2 separate regions of the Homo sapiens genome follow, and region 1 is linked to region 2. The links are chromatin loops, found by intact Hi-C in ENCODE. Cell type or tissue: dorsolateral prefrontal cortex. All regions are shown on one strand.

What was found. Peaks named below come from ENCODE experiments on the same cell type or tissue, not always from the same donor. Only the 100,000 strongest peaks of a DNase experiment are listed, where the experiment ranks them.
Region 1: a loop joins it to region 2, with 11 times the contacts of the local background. A loop is called at or near these places in 89 of 110 quality-filtered maps.

What each region holds. Positions count from the first base shown.
Region 1 is chr3:43,149,042-43,157,041 of GRCh38, reverse strand. LOC105377051 (a long non-coding RNA gene) reads right to left here and starts at 5,463. Exons shown (of 3, transcript XR_940777.3): 1 at 5,409-5,463; 2 at 4,866-4,923; 3 at 3,913-4,228. In dorsolateral prefrontal cortex, CTCF peaks have their summits at 1,132 and 3,009; DNase peaks (open chromatin) are centred at 1,131 and 3,076; H3K4me3 peaks cover 1,390 bases; H3K27ac peaks cover 2,384 bases.
Region 2 is chr3:42,958,279-42,966,278 of GRCh38, reverse strand. No RefSeq gene overlaps it. Among named protein-coding and RNA genes, the nearest start is that of GASK1A, 17 kb to the left of the region's middle. In dorsolateral prefrontal cortex, CTCF peaks have their summits at 4,275 and 4,474 (motif pointing left); a DNase peak (open chromatin) is centred at 4,445; H3K27ac peaks cover 377 bases.

The sequences.
Region 1 (8,000 bases), 190 kb before region 2:
CTTGGCAGGCACCCTTGCCCTGCCCCCTCACACTACCCACACGTGCTCATGGACCAGTTCCTGGATTCCTGCTGTATCTCAGCCTGGAGGACACACCTTACCATAGTGGGTTCTTAATGGGGGCAATGAGGTATATTTGTGGTTTCAAAGTTTCTCCTACAGATTTTTACAACCTGGTAGGTGGTACCCAAAGCTCCCAACTCAGCATTTAAACACAGAGAGCTCTTATTTCCTCCCTTTTTACTCCTGTCAACACCTGCCACTTTGGGGCTGTTGTTGCTGTCTATAATTTATAATCACCATTTCAGAAAGAAGGTATATTCCTACTGGCCTGATGCACGTCCAGTACTTTGGCTCTTCCAAAGGAAGAGGATGGCTAGAAATAGGATCTTGTTTCACCTTCAGCATCCCGTAGAAGATGAATACTTCATTTTATGTACAAGACAATCCAGGCACTTCCTGAGAGTCAGAGACTTCCTTGCGTAGCTGGATTTCAAAAGAGAAAGCCTGGGTTCATGCCTGAGAATAGAAGAGAACCATAGCTGCTTGGATCCAGGTGGGCTTTCAGACCTCATGCTTCTGGACATTAGCTTGGTTACCAAAAGCATGTGGAACCCAGCAACAAGACATTCAGGCGCTTCTGTTCCATCCCTTCTCCCTGCATATCTTGAATCTAGGAGTATCAATGATTGGAGATTTGCCCTGAGAGATAAGGAACCAAGTCTCTCTTTATTTGTCTTTTAATCCTTCCTTAAGGGCTCTGTAATTCAGCATGTTTGGAATTATAAACAGCTACATTAGTGGTTGACTGTGGACACGTTTCTGTAACACCTGTACCTAAACTACAAGAGTGTGCTCGTAGGGGTATCCTCTATTTCCCAGGTTTGGATGAAATTTGAGCCACAGAGATCATCTGTGACTGTAGATTAGGAAGCTCAAGTCCACTAATGTGGCCTAAGACCCCTTCCTGGGCCTCAGTTTCTTTATTTGTAAAATGGAGTGGCTGTACAAAAATGATCCCTCCGGTTCCTTCCAGCTCTGACACCCTTCCATTGGATTCCTGCCTTGGCCAATGGCTGACTCACTCTTTGAAGAACACGCCTGTGGTTGCAGTGGTGGTAGTTTCCTAAGATTCCAGGCGAGGGCAGCAGGCAGTAAACGGACGCTGCTGCGGGAATTCGGGTGAGGAGCATCTCTGAGGCAGGGAAGGATTTCCAGAAGAAGAAGGGCTGTGGCCACCATGACTCCTCTTCCTTTCTCTTGTGATAATGTAGGCTGGGGCATCCCCCCATCCCTATGCCCTCTGATACCTGATGGTCCTCTATCCCTGTAGATTCCACCATCCTTGTTAACTACAGGGCTGCCCGTATTTCAGGCCTCTTCCCTGTTTCGGCCCTGGAGACCATGTGCTGCCTAACAGCCATCCTGCCTGCCTGAACATTTATTCCCACATCGACGCCCTCCCATCCCAGCACCTCACACTCTGTTTCAGCCTTGCTTTCTCCACCCTTTTCCCCACCATCACCTCCACCCTATGGGAATGAGAACACAAATGACTGTGCCTCCCTGAGAGTGAACAGTTGCAGTCACAGCTTCTAAGGAGTGTGGGCCAAGGCTGGTCCTCAGCTGTTGGCTCACAACATCTTCTTTCTGGAAACTCAAAGGTACTGCCTAGAAAAACCCACGGACGCCATGCTCTGCATATACCTCGTGCTCTGGTGTTTCAGCAAACAGACCCTGGGGTCCTATTTAGAAGCACAGGAAACCTTTTTGTTCATCCTCTGCTTGCACTTCTGAACCATGCCTGGCTTCCTGTCAGCCCCAGGCCTCTGCACATGCTGCTCCTCTCCCTGGAGGACCCTCAGCCCTTCTTTCCCCTGCCAGCTCCTTCTCCCACTGCAGGGCCCGGCTTCAGAGGCCTCCTCTTTTTGGCTGTTCTCCCCTTCCTGCCCCTGCCCAAGTCTGTGTTCAGATCCGGATTCCATTAAAACAACAAAAACCTAATCTGGCTGACAAGCAAAATGGGAAATTGTTGCAGGGACATAAGATATCTCTCAGTGTGGCTGGGAAGTAAGATAATTGGATGTGGGAACAGGAGAGAAGAACAACCTGGCTGTCCAGTCTAGGTGCGTCCCTGGAATGGGCAAGCCCCATTCATTGTCTTATGTGTCTCAGCCAAGCTGCAAAGGCCCAGAGAAAGTGTGATTGGCTCATGCCATGCAGTTGGCCCTGGGCTGACAGTGGACTGGTTTACAGCCCCTCCAAGACTCTGTCACAATGTGGGACAGGCAACTCCCAAATAAACTCGAGGTGCTGATGGACAGGAGGAATGGAAACTGAGGGGGCTGGCAGAGAGCAACACAACAAACTCTGAGACAGAGAATCATTTGCAAGAGGTGTATTAGGGAGGGTTCTTGGGATCAATACCTGTGGAAGGAAAGGGATGCAGGCAGGATTGAGCAGGAGAAGTTGAACTGAACTGCAGTGCAATACCAATAAAGACCTCAGCTTTAGAGATTTAGAGCCCTAAGTTGGGGCAAAAGACCAAGGCCTTTTTACCTCTGGGTTGACCCAGGAGGCCCATCTGAGTTGGAAGCAGGTGTGGCATTGGATAAGGCAGTTTTCTTGAGCTGAAGTGCTTTCCTGAAAGAGCTGCTGATAGTGCTCTTTGCAGCTGCAGGAAAAGTGCTCCACTGCTGAGGGGGTACCTGGGCAGTACATCTGGTGTGCACAGTAGAGCTGATGGATATCATGGTCTCCTTCAGTTTTCAGGGCTGCCTCCCTACACCTTTATTGCTGTGGGATCACACCTTTCAAATACATTTGATTATCTCTAAAATAAATACCATTAAGGAAACGGACCTGCTGCCATCTCACAGATTTCAAAGTAAAAAGAAATGAACGTTGGCTTATAAGCTCATTTACAATGCTTGTGCACCCAACCACCACTGTCCATTAGAGCAGTCAGCTGGGAGCTGCCTGGGGTGGGAGACGCTCCTTTACCAGAACAATCCCCTCCTGACGGCAGAGGGCCTCCTTTGTGTAATTTCCCCAGATGCAAACGCATCCCTCACGGACCTTCTGAGGCTGATCTCATGAAGCTGTAATACACTCCTAGCTCCCCTTGGAAATCTGAAAACAGTGAAACCCAGTCCGGACCTGTTCCAAAAGTCTCAGCTGGCAAGGCCGGGGGAGCGGCTGGGATCTGGGGAAGTGGCTCAGAGCCCAGGAGTTATTGTAGGGACAGCCCTGTCAGGCCTCTATGGAGCAGAAAACTGCAAGGCCAGAAGGGTTGCATCCCTTGACACCTCCCCCACCCCATGACATCACCCACATGGCACGGTTGGCCTTATCCCGCAGCACTTGAAGATGCTCAGACCTTGAATCGCTCCCAAGGTCACACAGTGACTCACATGCTGCTTGTTAGCATCATCTACTGTTTCTTCTTTTTCTTCCTACAAGAAAAGGCGTAACAGAGGGATTGTGCCAAGTGGGTATTAGAGCCTTGTCAGGGAAGGCAATATTATACGATTCTAGTGGCTTGAAATAACGACGCATAAGAAACCTAGCTCATAAATTTACCATTGCTATTTGTCTATGGATTCCGCGTCATGGATTTTTTGCAAGTCACCCAGTGTCTCACGCAGCTGCACAGGGCTGCAGTGAATACGGACATCTGACACCCAGAGAGAGGGGCAGGCCACAAGGCTGAACACGAGAGCACACCCAGGAGTATAGGGAACATTTATTTCCTCTGAACCCATCCTCTCTGTGCTGTCTTCAGAGGTGAAGAACAAAAATAATGCTCAAAAAGATTGAAAGGACTGGTAACCTTGCTGCACAGAATCATTATTCATTTCTGATCTGAATACATTAGCAAGCCAAAGAAAAATCCAGTATACAATATGCATTCAGACTCCATGACCCTTATTTCCCGTTCCGCAACTTCGAAGGTTGGCTCGGTGACTGAGCACAGACCCTGCAGGCTAAATCAAGGCAAGCTGAAGCTGGAGATGGTTCTGGACCTGTTGGTGAAATCTCTAAGTTAGCTGGTTACTTTTCAGTGCCTAAGCTGTGCATGGAACACAGATCAAATGTGCAATACCAAGCGCCACAAGGAAAATGTCTTCACGTTAAAGGAACAGAGCCTTGCTGACTGTGGTTGCCGTTCACAATGGATAGTCCTGTGCTGCAAAGACTTTTTTTGGATCCCTGCCAATGTTAGTCTCTGCAAGACAGAATTTGATTTAATGCAGCAGGAACTGAAGACCCGCAAGACAGAATTTGATTTAATGCAGCAGACACTGAAGATCTGCAAGACAGAATTTGATTTAATGCAGCAAGTACTGAAGACCTTACTCTTCGGGGACCCTAATTCTATGTGGTATTGTGGATTTCAACGCACTTTCTGAAAGCCACACTTTTGGCTAAATGTAGCACATCATTGGGACCTGGTCCCAGCTCTTTTATTAACTGTGTGAGCCTTGACCATGACATTTGATCTCTTTGTACCTCACTTTTCTTGTCTCTATGAGGTGGGTTAATATTCTGAAATACCGACTGAGTTTTTCTTATCATATTTTCCTATACTCAGCCCTTTCCCCAACCCTTACTCTTATTTAATCAGCCAGGCTTTGTTTAGCTTATTTTTGCATTTCTTTGCCTCAGGGAAGCAGTGTAGATTAGAGAAAAAGGATATTTTTTCCTGACTTTTAATGTTTTAGACCCAATAGAACTCAGCAAGAATATGAAAAAGATAATAGATTTGGAAGAACAATAATGTAAGAGCAAATCATCCTGATTCTAAAACTAGAGATTTCCCTGGCTGCAGGAAAGAGCAACAGAGCAGGAAAGATTCTACAGACCTGCTTGGTCCATGAGCTGGGGAGTCCTGCATCCAGCCTCCTGCATCCCTGGTGAGTTCTGGGACAACAATAAGACAGGTTTGAGAGAATCTGGGGATAGATAGCATCTGGACCCCTATTCTTGGGTAAAGCCCAGGAAGTAGTAAGACTCCCAAGTTTGGAGGTAGGGAAGTGAGACAGGAAAAGGAGAAAAACCAGCAGATATATGCTCATGAGTGGGTAACCACTGTGAGCAGCTGGGGCTCAATTCTGTGGCAGACCCCTGAGAAACCATGAAGAACACAACTGTTCCATTGGAAGACAGGGAAGATGCAGCATTTGTCCACTGATTCTCTTCCTTGTTGGATGAGAGTAGCCCAGGGGATAATCTCCCCTTCATTTCTTGATAGAGCAAACACCCACAATGGTGAAAAAACACCTCATATAGAAGAGCAAAGAATATACATGCTTGGGGAGGAAAACCAGCAGCATGTAGGGTTCTCTATTCCCCATCTGCAGGCAAACTCAGAGGTGGCCCAGGAGGGTATGGGATGAGACACTCACAGCAGTTTCTACATGAGAGTGATGTCCCAGCTGAGTAATCGGGTTCAGATAAAATGAAGTTGAGTAGAACAATAACAATTCAGAATCTTGCACTTCTATATGAATGAATCATGGTTTCCCAGGTAACTGCCCTTGTACAAAATCCTAACAGTAGCCATTGAGTCTTCTCAATAATCCATGAGATGGGCATTAGTTCCATTTTACAGACAAGGAGACTGAGGCTCTGAGAGGTTCAGCAACAAATCTCTGAGACAGGATTTGAATTTGTGTCTGCGTGACTCCAAAACCTTCCATTTGTCCCCTTGAACTCTATTTCCTGACCAGCTCTTGGTGTCCTTCTCTCCTGACATCTAACCCCACCATTAGATGATGACCTCCCTCTTGACCCTTGAATCTGATGGCTGACATTGTTCTTACTTGCTCTGGGGCCAGCCCTTGTGGACAATGCTCCATCTTATTTATACCTGTGCGTGGCAGAACACTTTCAGTTGCAAGTGACAGCATTCAACTTCAAAAGCTTAGTTGTTGTTGTTGTTGTTGTTTTTTTTTGAAATTATTTGGGAAGGATCTAGGATATTTCATGTACACCTGGGAAAGGCAAAGGTGCTGATGGGTCTCAGAGATGCCTGAAACTAAAGGCTGTGAGGCTCTCTCTCTCTCTCATTTCTGTTTCTCTCCGAGTGTCAGCTTTATTCTTGCCTAGTGCAGGCTGGCCTCCTACACATGGCTAGAAACAGCTGCCCCACTTTTCTCAGAACCAGCTAGAGAAATTAAGAAAAGACTGTTTTGACCTTGCTTGCACAAGCTGTCCATCCTCAACCAATCTCAAGGCTGTTCCCAGAGAAGGTAGAGCCACTGTGAGCCAGGAAGTAGCCCTAACTGGAGTGTGTGAAGCCCCTTCCAGCCAACATGGATTCAGACACTAGGGCTCCATCTTGAGAACCTCATAGCCCTTGAAACAGGGCTAAACACATAGTAGATGCTCAGTGAACATTGTGGCAGACTGCATTTCCTAAGATGTGTGCAGCAATGTCTCTCAACCCACATTATCTTCTTTCAAAGTGATTTCTCTCAATGACACTCTTCTCATTGAGACATTGTGTTCATTCCATATTCCTTCCCCTCAATTTGGGGTGAACTTCTGAGGGTATTGAAAATGACACTTGGTTATTTCTGGGTCATAAAAGTCAATATAGCTTCTGCCTATATCGGGATGCTTACTCCTGGAACCCAGCTACCATGCTATAAGGAGATCTAAGCAACCATATGGAAAGGACCCATGTAGATGCCATAGCTGGCAGTCCCAGCTGGGGATCCAGTCAACAGCCAGCATCAACCATTAGACCTGTGAGTAAATGAGCCTTCAGTGGTTCCATACCCCAGCTGTTGGGTCACTCCCAGCTTTCAAACCTTCCTTCCCAGCTGAGACTCCAGATATCATAAAGGCAGACACAAGCTGGTCCTATTGTGTAGTGATATGGTTTGGCTTTGTGTCCCCACCCAAATCTCATCTTGAATTGTAATCCCCATAATCCCCATGTGCCAAGAGACAGACCAGGTGAAGGTCATTGACTCATGGGGCAGTTCCCCAATGCTGTTTTCATGATAGTGAGTGAGTTCTCACAAGATATGATGGTTTTATAGGGGCTCTTACCCCCTTCGCTGGGCACTTCTCCCTCCTGCCACTTTGTGAAGAAGGTGCCTTACTTCCCCATCCACTTCCACCATGATTGTAAGCTTCCTGAAACCTCTCCAGCCATGTGGAACTGTGAGACCATTAAACCTCTTTCCTTTCTAAATTACCCAGTCTTGGGCAGTTCTTTATAGCAGTGTGAGAATGGAGTGATACATGTAGTTTCTAAATTTCACACCCACAGGATTCATCAGCATAACAAAATGGTGGTTGCTTTACCCTACTAAGTTTGGAGTAGTTTGTTACACAGAAATAGTAATTGGAACAAATACTCACCGGTTGCTTTGCTTATGTGATGCTATTTGACTGTATCCTGTGGCCTAGAGTGATTTTGTGATCTCGTCCTTGCCTAGCTAGTTATTTGAGCTCTTAGATGAGCAGGATTTTTTCCTAGTAGAGACATGTCTCTGTCCTCTGCTTCATTCTCCTATCCCTTCCTTTCCTCCCCCTGCCTAGACCTTGATAAAATGTCTTGCGTTTTGGATCTCATCTCTAAGCTTCATTTCTACTATTGGTTCATAATGTATCTTTCCTGTTAAAATATGACCAAGCCACATAAAGACACAAGAGTGGCAATGAAGGGAAAGGTAACAACACAGTATCTATATTAGGTCATGAAAGCAACTGCAGCCTGAGCATCTCCACTGACGTCTGTGCATCTCTCAGGACTGGTAGGCAGAGCAGTCATGCCCGCAACTCACCCAGGTTGACAGTGTGTCATAGCATCTGTATCACTTTTGATTCCTTATAAAGCAGATCTTGAGACTAGAATTTGGGTACAGATAATTTATTTGGAAGCTGTCTTGGTTTGTCCTGGCTGCTATAATAAAATACCTTAGATTGGGTAATTTATAAACATAGAAATTTGTTGCTCACAGTTCTGCAGTCTGGAAAGTCCA
Region 2 (8,000 bases):
GCATCAAAAGACACTATTAATTAGGAGAGTGAGGAGGCAAGCCACAGACTGGCATATTCACAGTATGTATTCACAGATTTTATCCAGAATATGTTAAAAAGTTCAAATCATTTTTTTTTAAAGACAATCAGCTCCATGGGGGAAAAAGGGGTGCCAAAAATTTGAACAGGCATGTCATATACAGAATATCCAAATGGCCAATAAGCATTAAAAAACAGTACTCAACATCATTAGTCATTAGGCAAATATAAATGAAAACTAAAATGAGTTACCACTATATCCCTACCAGAATGGTTGATACTAAAATGACTAATGAGAAGGAGAATGTGGAGCAATTAAAAACTCTCAAACATTGCTAGGGACAGTATAAATCATTACAACAGGCATACTTCAGAGATACTGCAGGTTCAGTTCCAGACCACTGCAATAAAGCGAACAGCACAATGCAGTTATGTTTACACCATAGTGTAGTTTATTAAATGTGCAATAGTATTATGTCTAAAATATTATAGGTTGGCACCATTAAAAGTAATGATAAAAACCGGAATTACTTTTGCACCAACCTAATAACAATGTATAACCTTAATTGTAAAATGCTTTATGGATAAAAATGCTAATGATCATCTGAGACTCCAACGAGTCATAATCTTTTGCTGGTGGAAGGTCTTGCCTCAATGTTGATGGCTGCTGACGATCAGGGTGGTGGTTGCTGAGGTTGGCATGGCTGTAGCAATTTCTTAAAATAAGACAACTATGAAGTTTGCCACATTGATTGATTCTTCCTTTCATAAAAGGTTTCTCTGTAGCATGCAATGCTGTTGGATAGCATTTTACCCACAGTAGAACTTTTTCAAAATTGGAGGAGATTCTGTTTCAAGAAACCACTTTCTTTGCTCATCCATAAGAAGCTACTTCTTATCTATTCAAGTTCAATCATGAGATTGTAGCAATTCAGTCACATCTTCAGGGTCTACTTCTATTTCTCCATTTCCTCCACATCTGCAGTGACTTCCTCCATTGAAGGCTTGAGTCCCTGCAAAATCATCCATGAGGGTTGGAATCAACGTCTTCCGAACTCTTCTTAATGTTGATATTTTGACCTCCTCCCACGAATCACGAATGTTCTTAATGACATCTAGAACGGTGAATCCTTTCTAGGAGGTTTTCAATTTACTTTGTCCAAATCCATCAGAGGAATCACCGTCTATGGCAGCTATGGTCCTACAAAATGTATGTCTGAAATAATAAGACTTGAAAGTTGAAATTACTCCTTGGTCCAGGGGCTGCAGAATGGATGTTTTGTCAGCAGGCATGAAAACAACATGAATTCATCTCCTTGTGCATCTCCATCAGAGCTCCCGGGTGACTAGGTGCATTGTCAATAAGCAATAATATTTTGAAAGAAATCTTTTTTTTCTGAGTAATAGATATCAAAATAGGCTTAAAATATTCAGTAAAACAATATTCAGTAAACAGATGTACTGTCATCTAGCTGTTGTTCCATTTATAGAGCACAGGCAGAGCAGATTTCACTTAATTCTGAAGGGCCCTAGGATTTTTTTTGAATAGGAAATGAGCATTGGTTTCAACTTAAAGTCACCTGCTGCATCAGCTCATTAAGAGAGTCAGCCTGCACTTCGAAGCTTTGAAGCTAGACACTGACTTCTCCTTTCTAGCTATGAAAGTCCTCTTCTTCCAACATAAGGTTGTATCATCTGCATTGAAAATCTGTTGTTTAGTGTAGACATCTTCATCAATTATCTTAGCTAGATCTAGATAACCTGCTGCAGTTTCTCTGTCAGCACTTGCTGCTTCATCTTGCTCTTTTATGTTATGAAGGCAGCTTTGTTCCTTAAACCTCACAAACCAACCTCCGCTAGCTTCAAACTGTTCTTCTGCAGCTTCCTCATCTCTCAGCCTTCATAGAACTGGAGAGAGTTAGGATCTTGCTCTGGATTCGGCTTTGGCTTAAGGGAATGTTGTGTCTCGTTTAATCCTCTATCCAGACCACTAAAAGTTATTTCACTTTCGTGAATTCACTAGGGTAGCACTTCTAATTTCCTTCAAGAACTTTTCCTTTGCATTCACAAATTGGCTGTTTGGGGCAAGGGGCTCAACTTTTGGCCTGTCTTGACTTTTCACATGCCATCTTCACTAAGCTTAATCATTTCTAGCTTTTAATTAAAAGTAAGAGATGTGTGACTCTTCCTTTCACCTGAACACTTAGAGGCCATTTTATAGTTATTAGTTGGCCTAATTTAAATATTATTAAGGTCTGAGGAGTGGGAGGGTGATGGAGAAAATGGCTGCTTCCTGGAGCAGTCAGAACACACCCAACATTTATTGAGTAACTTTGCCGTCTTATATGGATGAGGGTCATGGTGCTCCAAAACTATTACAATACTAACAACTAAGATCATTGATCACAGATTGCTATAACAGATGTAATAACAATGAAGGACTTTAAAATATTGCAAGAATTACCAAAATGTGATACAGAGATATGAAGTGAGAAGATGATGTTGGAAAAACGGCGCTGATAGGCTTGCTCAATGCAGGTTTGTCATAAACCTTCAATATGTAAAAAATGCAATTGCCTACCCTATAACAGTTCCATTCCCATATATATGTATGTGTATATTACGTATGTGTATATTATGACCAAAAAAAGTGTGTATTACGACCAAATTAATTATGCTAGTCTCAAGCTTGCTTTTTCATACAGGCTATATATTTACATATATACAAATACATATATATGTGAATGGAATTGTTTTATTATAGGGTAGGCATATGTTTAGCATACATATACATATATTATGTATATGTATCTATTTACATATACATATGTAAATAGATACATATACATAATATATCTCTCTCCAAAAAGGAGTACTGAATAAGTTATCCCAAAGGCATATAAAAGGATGTTCATACTAGCTTTATTCACAATAGTCCCAAACCTAAAACCAACCAAATATCCATCAACTTGTGGTATATTCAGTCAATGGAAGAGTATTCAGCAATTTTAAAAAGCCTCTGCTGCATACAACATGGATAAATCTCACAGATATATTGTGGTGAAAGCATCTAAACATAAAAGAGTACATATTAAATGATTTTATTTATATGTAGAATAGATAACACTAACCTATAGTAATATAAATCATAATGATATCTAACCCTTGGGAGGAGACTGACTGTAAGAAAACTTGAGGAAGCCTTCTATGCTACCTTGATCTGGGTGGAGGGTACAATAAATCTCAATATTTGCCTCTGCTAAAGACTACCTTGCTAGTCTCAAGCTTGCTTTTTCTCACTTAACAATATATTGTGACCATTTACATGTCAGCAAAGATATCTTTCATTAATATTAAGTTGTTGGCGTCTTTTTTCTTTTCTTTTTTTGTGATGGGGTCTCATTCTGTAGCCTGCACTCTGCACTGGAGTGCAGTGGCGCCATCATGGCTCACTGCAGCCTCAAACTCCTGGGCTCAAGCGACCCTCTCACCTTAGCCTCCTGAGTAGCTTGGACTACAGGTGCATGCCACCACAACTGGCTAATTTTGTTTTTTAGAGACAGGGTCTTGCCATGTTGCCCAGGTTAGTCTTAAACTCTTAGCCTCAAGCTATCCTCCCCCCTTTGCCTCTCAAAGTGCTGGGATTACAGGCGTGAGCTGCCGTACATAGCTGGACATCTTTTTTTTTTATTAAACGTACTTTCAGGAATCTTATTCTCCAAAGTAAGTTATAAATGCTACAGTGGCAGGGGCTCCATCTTACAAATCCCATGAATAAAGGGAACTTGGAGCTGTGGAAACAGTCCTGGGTTTAAAGCTGAATTTTGCCCCTTTGCCTGTGCAACCTTGGACAAATTACACACCTTCTCCAGGTTCAGTTTCCACATCTATTTTTTTTTTTAAATCGGGACAACGCTTACACATGAAGTTGTTAGAAAGTTTTAAATAGGCAATGAATGTAAGGAGCTCAACACCTAGTAGGTTCTCATCAACTGATAGCTCCATTCTCTTCCATCCTCACCAAGCCTTGCTCATAGAGCCCTCAATAAAGCTGTGATTATTTTCTTACTTTGCTCCTGTATCCAAGCACCAGGGTAGAGAATGAATGAAGGGCAGTATCAGCTCAACAGTCTTCCTAATACCAATCATTTCTTCTCAAGGTCAAGAGCTTGTTTTTAACTTGCTTTTAACAAGAGCTTGTTTTTAATTTGGTTTAATTGACCACATCATTTGAGATTTGAAGATGAATCCTGAGAACTCATAGTAATGGGTTCCTTGATTCCTCTCACCGGTCATGGCCAGCAATCCCATCAGCAGGAATAAAAGGGAAGAAATGCACTGAGCTCTAAGCCTGGCAGGCAGTGTTTGACACATCCAGGCTGATCCCAGAATCAACGGTACAAGAAAGAAATATTTTAAATAACGAGAATTTGAAGAAGCAAATAGCACCACCAAGTGGCCAACATTCCATATGGAAGTTGTTCCATGCCCAGATTCAGCCGTGAGTCTTTCCTAGCTACTGTATAATGTCTTGGCTTCACAGGGGTGGAGAGAGAAATAAGATAAATAAAGGGCAGTGAACACAGTTGATCCCTCCATCTGTTCCTCAACAAGATCTGTGAATATGTGCCCACTGTGTTTTGGGCCTCCTAACTTCATAATCAGGCTCTAATTCAACCTCTTGCCATGGCATTTTATAGACTTTAACCTGCACAAACCCCACCCTACTCCTATTTACTGCCAGCTGAACTCTCAATGTGGGATTTATAAAAATATATTTCTTGTCACAGTTCCTGTCTTCTACCATATATGGCTGCCTATCTACTTAGGGGTTTTCCTGAACAATATGAGGACAGTTTGTTCAAAGATGTAATCTTAGCACCAAACATGATGCTTGGCATGGAGAATGAGCTTAATAAATGTTTTTGAGCAAACTAATATAAAAGTGATTCAACTGTCCAATATATGATATATCCACTGACTTCAGAAATCATTTCACTCACTCGATTCAATACATATTAAGTACCTCCTATGTGCCAATAATTGTGTATGGGGCTAGGGTGACAAAGATGACTAGAACACCAGTCCTCTGCCCGCAAGTATCTCTAGGTGGGCAACAGACAGTCATGAACATGAATAATATAACCAGAGCTATGAGAAAGGAGTTAGCAGGCTTCTCTTGATACCTGGAGGAGAAAGAGGAATTCAACTTGCCTGAGTTGATGAGCTAAGGCCTCCAGGGCTTCTGAGCCAAAAGAGTGTTTAGGATGAGTAGTTCTCCAGATGGACTATAAATGGGGGGTTGGGGAGAGGAATTCTAGCCAAAGAGAACAGGATGCTGTGCATGGAGTCTGAGCAGGGTCACCTCTGGACTTCACAGAGCAAGAAGCTGAGCTTTCTGTTGTGTTTGAGGGATACAAAATACCCATCTTCACAAGGGTAGCATTTGAGGGTATTGTGGGAAGCAATAGGGGAAAGCCCTCAAAACTTTCTCTGCAAAAGTAATAATTTCCTTTTTGTCAACCAGGAATATTTGAAAACATTTCAAAATAACAACCTCTCTTTTTTCTCCCTGGTAATCCTTTGGCAACTCTGCTTTCCTGATCCCTTGTCTGTTTCTCTCCTCTCTCCTTTCTCCCCAACTTGTTACCTTTCCCCTACCCAGTCTCAGAATCCCTGCAAGAATCCATAGGAACCACTGCTGTCCCAGGTTAGGAGAAAAAATTAAAAATGGATCTTGAGCACGACATTTCAGGACCACAGACAGTGGCATGAAGCCTACCCATCCACTGACATTTCAGTCATGCCAGCTCCAACTCATTAGGCCCTCTGCAGACTCGAAAACATGGCCTCCAAGTTTACCAAGCAAACAAGGAAACACGGACACATCCAGAAGCAATAGGAGAGGTTAAAATAACGATAGAACAAACAGACAAATATTAGTCGAGGTATAAGAGATTTGAAGAATATAAAACAAAGTTGGCCTGATGGATCTTTATAGAATACTGCAACCAAAAATTGCAAAATATATATGTTGTTTTAAAGTATGGAACATTTCTTAAAATTAAGTGTCCATTGTACAGTCGCAACATATTTCAAAGGACTGAAATCATAAGAGTATATTATTTTAAAAGTATTCAGCCAAGCTAGAAATCAGTTACAAAAAATAACTAGAAAATCCTCATGTATTTTGAAATTAAGAAATACACTTTTAAATAACAAATGGATCAAAGAATATATTCATAATATAAATTAGAAAATTTTTGGAACTGAATGAAAATGAAGATAGCAACATTTGGAGATGCAGACAAAGTAGTAAATACAGAGAAGTTTACAGCCTAAACTCATATATTAAAAAATAAAAAGGTGGAAAACTAAACAGTTAAACACTAGCCCAAGTTAGAAAAAGAAAAGCAAAAACAAAGGATAGAAGGAAGAAGTTAGTAAAGATGAGAGCAAAAATTAATAAAAGGGAAAACAAACATACAATAAAGAAGATTAAAGTTAAATTTAAAGTCCTTTGAAAAGACAAATAGCATGGATAAACTTCTAGTGAGATTGATCAAGAAAAATGAGAGGTCACAAATAACCTCTTTTTCATGAATGAAAAAGACATAAGTGCAGATTCTATAATAATTAAAAATAAAATAATATGAATAACTTTACGCCACTACATTTACAAGTTTAACAGGAAATGAAAATTTTTTCAGAAAAATACAACAGAAAGAAAATTTTTAAAATCTGAAATCTTCCTATGAAATAGACTGCATCTGTAATTAAAATCTTCCTGCAAAGAAATCTCCACGCCCAGAAGCATTCAATTGGGCTTCCACAAAATTAATATGGAAAAAACAATGCCAATGTTACATAAAGTCTTCCAGAGAATGAAAGAAAAAGGTATATCCTCCCCAACTCATTGTATGAGGCTATCACAATCTTGATAGCACAAAACCCGATGAGGACAGTATAAAAAGAAAATTTAGAGCCCAATATCATTCGCGAGCATGGATGCCAAAATAGTCTATACTATACAATATAGTATACATATTTGTTACGAAGGTAACAAAATTTGGAGATGCAGGTAAAGTAGTAAATACAGGGAAGTTTGCTGTATAATACTATATAGTATACATATTTACAAATAGTAAATCAAACATCAAATTTTAAAAAGGGGAGAGGGAGCTAATATATCATTACAAATATTAGTTTATTTCAGGGATGAAAGATTTAACATAACAAATCAATCAATGTAATTGGCTACATTAATAGATTAAAGGATAAAAATCCTATGTTCATCGCAATAGATTTCAAAAGAGCATCTGATAAAATTCAGCCTTCTTTTCTTTCCTAATTATAAATTAAGGAAAAAACCTTACTGGCTGGGCACAGTGGATCACACCTCTAATCCCAGCACTTTGGGAGGCCAAGGAGGAAGGATCGCTTGGGCTCAGGAGTTCAAGACCAACCTGGACAACAAACATAGTGAGACTTCATCTCTACTAAAAATAAAAAAAAAATTAGCTGGGCATGGTGACACGTATCTATAGTTCCAACTTTTGGGAGACTGGGGCAGGAGGACTGCTTGAGCCTGGGAGACTGAAGCTGCAGTGATCTGTGATTGTACCACTGCACTCTAGCCTGGGCTACAGAATAAGACTCTGTCTCAAAAAAAAAAGAAAGAAAAGAAGAGAGAAAAGAGAAGGAAAGAAAAGAGAAGGAAGGAAGGAAAGAAAAGAAAGGAAAAAACCTTGCTAAAACTAGAAACAGAGGGATTCCCCTTCATCTCATAAAGAATATCTATTAAAAGTTACAGTAGGGCTGGGGGAGGGAGAGCATTAGGAGAAATACCTAATGTAAAAGTGACGAGTTGATGGGTGCAGCAAACCAACATGGCACATGTGTACCTATGTATCAAACCTGCATGTTGTGCACATGTATCCTAGAACTTAAAGTATAATAATAATAATAAAAGTTACAGTA